2 separate regions of the Homo sapiens genome follow, and region 2 is linked to region 1. Evidence: chromatin loops called from intact Hi-C (ENCODE). Cell type or tissue: GM12878. All regions are shown on one strand. Links, peaks and the distances in the headings refer to the core of each region. The heading gives the core; the rest is flanking DNA. Region 1 has its middle 48 kb from the start of LINC02543. Region 2 has its middle 42 kb from the start of LINC02543.

What was found. A loop is a pair of places that touch in the nucleus more often than their neighbours do. Peaks named below come from ENCODE experiments on the same cell type or tissue, not always from the same donor. Only the 100,000 strongest peaks of a DNase experiment are listed, where the experiment ranks them.
Region 2: it touches region 1 in a loop (3-fold over the local background); 2 of 110 quality-filtered maps call a loop at or near these places.

What each region holds. Positions count from the first base shown.
Region 1 is chr6:16,041,557-16,044,478 of GRCh38, reverse strand. No RefSeq gene overlaps it. Among named protein-coding and RNA genes, the nearest start is that of LINC02543, 48 kb to the right of the region's middle. RefSeq lists a silencer at 1,166-1,225. In GM12878, for the core only: no CTCF peak of the experiment used is centred there; DNase peaks (open chromatin) are centred at 555 and 1,108; H3K27ac peaks cover 1,114 bases.
Region 2 is chr6:15,951,342-15,954,263 of GRCh38, reverse strand. No RefSeq gene overlaps it. Among named protein-coding and RNA genes, the nearest start is that of LINC02543, 42 kb to the left of the region's middle. In GM12878, for the core only: no CTCF peak of the experiment used is centred there; a DNase peak (open chromatin) is centred at 1,559.

The sequences.
Region 1 (2,922 bases), core at 138-2,637:
TCTAATCTGGCATGTTGGCTTCTCATTAACTCCAGTTCTGGGAAAGCCTCTAAAATTTCCAGTTTATCTACTGTTCCTTCTGAGAGCAGGTACTTACCATAAATCTTGCCCTTAGGTCCAACAACGTTGCTGTTATCATACTTCAATTGTCCTACACATCCCTTCTGAATCACTCCTCCCCTATGGTGCATAAGCCCTTGGTCTGTGGGATAATGGCACAGGACCCACCATCTTGTTTTCCCACCACCCGAGACACAGACATGGCTTCTGTTCCTAAGTCCCTACTAAATGTTTCTTTCTGAGAAACTGGATATGTCAGCCTCTTTCTTTGGCCTCTTGGCTCCCTGGGAGGCCAAATTATTAAATTATACACAATTTACTGGGCTGAATGGTGCTGCCCCTGAAGCACTGAATTTCAATGGCTCTGAAAGTGAAGATAAGGCCTTGGCCCTCTCCCATTCAGCTGTTGATTAAGAGCTGGTTCTAGTTTCTGGTGTGACCTTTAACAGTAAGTCATGAATTACAATTCCCTAGTGAATGTATTCTCAAGGCATCCTGCCAACTATTATTTCTGAACAGAGCATGTTCACAGACAACAAGCAAAATCATTACGCCAAGACTAATGCCAACTGGCTCAGTGGTCATTTGAAGAAAGGGCAGATCAAGAATTCCTTGTTTCCCCAGCAGCCCTCTTTGCCTCTTGTGTTGTGACACATGCACTTTGTTTCTTCTCATTCATCTCCATTACAGCCTCAACAGCCCAAATTTACATTCTGAAAAAAAATACAGAAGGTCTATGCTTCTGGCCCGATGTATGAGGAAGACAGGCAGCTTCCTAGCTGGAGTAAACTTAAGGGTTGACTGCCTCCCCTAATCAGCACTTGGGTTTTAGAGATGCAAGAAGTATTGGTTCTAGAAGAAGCCTTAAAATAATCTCTTCTGAATATTTTCAGATGACTGTTGCTCAGAATCAGACAAAATCATAGGTGGATATGAAAATGAATAAAACAGAGAGAACCAGAGCAGCTCTGGCTGAAAAGCAGGGTGGTGGGTGGTAGGTGCTTGTGGAGAAGAGTTCCTTGTGTCTGCAGGGAGCAGAGTTAGAAAATCAGTCATCTTACCAAGGTCCATTTTTAGAGATTCAGAGAAGTGAAAGTACTGATCTGCAAACAGACAGGTCAACAGAAACTCGAACTCACACATCCCGACTTTCAGTGTAGTGCTCTTTCCAGATTTTCAAATAACTGGTGGGAAATACGGGTAAATGTGCATTATCAATGGAGGCATTTGAAGAGACAGACAAACTCTTTTAGAATGCAGTAGCACTATAATGGAATCTGAGTAATTTGCATACTATTTTATAAGAAAATGTTAAAACTTCTCTTTTTTTAGTATGTTAATAATGAAAGTTTTTTTAATGCAAGTTAGAAATTAAAATAAAAATTTTAAATATTTCCTTGTTCCAATCCCAAGCTCCTCCCTAGAGGTCACTGCCAGTAGTTTGAGTCACCCATTTATCTACGAACACATACCCACACCTACATCTAGATATACGATTATGTTGTTTGTTGCTAATTACAAAAGTGTATAATGTATATATTGTCCTGGAACTGTAAAAAATAAAGAAAGTGACATCCTTGCATAGGAGTACACTCTTTACTCATTTTTTAGCTGCTTGCATGTGCGGTGTGAATGTATTTTATTTCATTTTTTATTATTATTATTTTTTGAGATGGAGTCTCACTCTGTCACCCAGGCTGGAGTGCAGTGGTGCGGTCTCAGCTCACTGCAACCTCTGCCTCCCAGGTTCATGCAATCCTCCCACCTCAGCCTCCCAAGTAGCTGGGATTACAGGTGTGTGCTACCATGTCCAGCTAAATTTTGTATTTTTAGTAGAGACGGAGGTCTCACCACGTTGGCCAGGCTGGTCTCAAACTCCTGACCTTGAGTGATCTGCCCACAACGGCCTCCCAAAATGCTGAGATTACAGGCACGAACCACCGCGCCTCGCCTGTGAATGTATTTTAATGTGTTTATCCACTCCTCTGTTGGCCAATGTTGAAATGGTTCTCAATGACTTCATTATTACAAGGCTACAATCAAGATTTTTGAACACGCATATTCATCCACTTTTGCAAATATTTATCCCATAAAGATCCTTGGAAGATTTGCTGAGTAAAAAAGACATTTATTTATATTTTTGACAAATGTTGCTGTGTTGCTCTACAGAGAAGTGAGACCAGTTAATGCTCCCACTCAGCACTGTTTGCCAACATTAACACTAAATATTAATCTTTTCCAGCCTCGTCAGTCTGATAAGCAGAGACCTCGCACATCTTTAATTCATCAGATTAAGCTTCTTTTCAAGCATTTTTTTGTATCTATGTATCTATGTAAATACTTTCTTCCATTCCCAAATAGGATATTAAAATTTACATGTTATTTTAAAGACAACTAATATACAGCTAAACTAACTGAAATAATATATACAAGAAGTTTATGGGGTCTAACCTACAGATGGGAAAACCTTAAATAAGTTTTTAACTTCCTTTACCCTATTAGGAACATCAGGACTTCTAGAATTGATACTGGCCCTGTGTATCAAGTACATTTTTCCCCTCATAAAACTTGTTTACTTTTCCAGAGAGCATATCATGCTATTGTGTCTAGGAAATCAGTGAGTAACTAGGTTATCCATCTTACCATTACTTCAAAATATTACTTCAAAATGCTGGATGCAGATGGTGATTAGATGGTTGAGGAAAAAAAAGAAGATTTTTTAAGCTTAAGTAAGAAAGCCAGGGGATTCCAGAGGATTGAAGTTGCTGCTGGATAGATGAGGTTTCACTGTGCTGCTGACAGAAAAGCTGTAGAAGATCTGAAGTAAACAAGATGACTTCAAGACAATGAAGACTAATGAAG
Region 2 (2,922 bases), core at 216-2,715, 90 kb after region 1:
AGAAGACTAGAAAGTTGTACCCTGTAAGACAATGCTAAAGCAGATGACTTAATTAGAGGAAACCAAATAATTTGCCTCCACTGCTTCATATGGCTATTCATAAGATTGCTTTGTTGGTTCCCAGACCAGAAATAAGCATAGAGACCCAGGTGTGTCATCTGTGTTTTTTCATCCCAGGTGAGCCAGGAATAACCATGTTATTTCTGACAGTCATCAAAAGAGAAATTTGGGTTTTGCTGCAGATAAGAAAATAAGAGGCAACAGCTCACAGTGGAAGTATCCCAGCAGATTAAAAAAAATAATATTACAGCCTTGTCATCCAGACTGGTTCTCAATTTTATCATGCCTGAGAATTACCTAAGACTTGTTAAAATCAATTGCCGGGGACTATCCTCACAGTCTCTGATTCAGTAGGTCCAGGATGGGCCCTGAGAATGTGCATTTCTAACAAGTTGCCAGGTGATGCTGATGCAGCTAGTTCCGAGTCCACACCTTGAGAATCAGTACTCTAAAGCAGTGATTCTCAGCCCTGGCTATATGTTATAATGCCCCGGGGGAGATTTCAGAAAGCATTTCCTGGTTCCCACCCCCAGAGATCCTGACCTAATTGAATGGGGGTTGGGCCTGAGCATCTGGATTCTTAAAAGCTTCCCAGCTGATTTAATATGATACCAGGGTTGAGAGCCACAGTATGTCTAGAAGTTTCCCAGGTATACATGCTCTTCTTCCATTCCCAGCTTGGCAACTCAGGAGGAAGATGATGGATATAAACAAGGCATTATTACAAGCCTTGCTGGATGTAAACAAGTCACGTGAAAGTCAACTGAAAAGTAAAGAAAGAATATCTGCTCTGCTTGGTATTTCCTGCTGGTTAGGGCTGATGACAGCTCCAGCTCACAGTGACCCAGTTTGGAATGCTGGGCTCCTGAGCAAAACATCTCCCCCAGAGTCTTCTTTAATTATAAAATAATCAACTCCATATTCCCTCCTTACTTTAACAGAGGGGCTCATTGTGTGGATTTCTGCCCAGTGAGGGGAGGAAATAGCAAGCTGCTCCCAGGAACAGTGACTCTTTTGGGGCCCTTGAAGGGAAGGCAAGGCACCAGTTGGCCAGGACTCATTTACAGAGGGTCTCTTTATTAGTAGTAGTATGAAAAAAGAAATCCTCTACAAAAGAACAATATTTTCTCAAGTTTTAAGTTACTTGTCCTCAGCATGTGGGTTAAAGTTGAGAAAGTTTAGCCCAATGGTTCTCAACCCTCACTGCAGAATAGAATCGCCAGGGACATTTACAAAAACAGCCTGTCTCCACCAGGGTGACTAGCTAGTCCCAGATTCCTGGAATCTTCTGTGTTTTAGCACCGAAAGTCCTACATCCTGGAAACTTCTCAGTCCTGGGCATATAGGGACAGTTGGTCACCATGCCCTATCCAAAACAATTAAATCACAACCTCTGGGTTGTCAGTCCTGGACATCAGAATGTTCAAAAGGTAGCCATGCTCCCCAGGGGATTGTAATGTGCAGCCGAGGTTGAGAACTAGTGGTTTTTTAATTAAATGAAGTGGTGTGCAGTGCAGTGTTTTGGTGCTTTCTGGAGTTCTGATAACATCTGTATATGTTGGAGGTGTGTGTGTGTGTGTACCGTGGTGCTTTCAAGTGGAGGGGAAATGGGCTTCGCCCAGGTGGATGTGATTTCAGGGTCATTTTCTCAGGACTGTTTAAACAATTGTGACATTTCAAGTCTCACAGAGGCTGTGTCTTTAGCAACCACATTATGATCATTTGAAAATGTTTGACCCTCGTGGAGCGTGGTGCTAACAGGTTCACAGGCGTAACTCACTAAGCACTTCAAAAGTGGTCAGCAGTGGGAGTGGCCAGTAATCTCAGTCCTGTTTGAAGGCAGAGTAGAGGTTACCCTGATACTCACAGTCTTTTATAAGGAAAAACCATTTTCCACTTTCATGCAGATTTAAAAAGTGGTAATAAGCTGTGTTTAAAAAAAAATCTAAACTAAAAACAAATAAAACTACAGAGACAGTCAAGTGGGAAAAAAAAATGTAGCCCACAAGATGGTAGATGGTGCTCTTTCAGGGATAATTGCAGAAATGTTCTCTTACAAACCAATAATTTGATTCCCACTGGAGCAAACCAGGAGGCCTCAGCCAGGACAACTTTTCCTCAATGTAAGAAATGTCTAATTCCTGCAAAAGTAGACTATTTGCCTAATTGGTGTGTGGGCAACTTGTGTAATAGTGTGTTGCATCCTCTTGTCCAGAATAGGCTGGACATACCCCACATCAGCTCCCCTCTGGAAACTCAAGTCAACACGACCATGGGGCAGCAAAAGTGCAGGCAGTCAGCACCTAGACAGGAGAGCTTGGAAAAGAAGACTCTGCCTCCAGGAGTTTAACACACAAATGTCCAAAGAACAGCTGGCCAACCAGAAAGGCCAAGCAAATGAAGGCTTCTGGTGGTTTCTTCCTCTCTGATTAATTACAAAAGTAAGCATTTTTATGGAGGAAAGTGAAAAATGAATTTTAATTGGCGGGGGTGGGGGGCGCTATGCAACTCCCAAGAGCTTAATTTAAAAAAATAGTTGACACCTGCCTCTTATGCTTTGGTATCTCAGTTTGAGATGCTAAAACTTGGCAGGTGTATTAGCCTGTTCTCACACTGCTATCAGGAACTACCTGAGACTTGGTAATTTATGAAGAAAAAATATTTAATTGACTCACAGTTCCACAGGCTTAACAGGAAGCATGACAGGAAGGCCTCAGGTAACTTGCAATCATGGCAGAAGGTGAAAAGGAAGCAAGCACCTTTTTCACGTGGTGGCAGGAGACAGAGCAAAGGGGGAAGTGCCACACACTTTTAAACCATCATATCTCATGAGAATTCACTCACTGTCAGGAGAACAGAAAG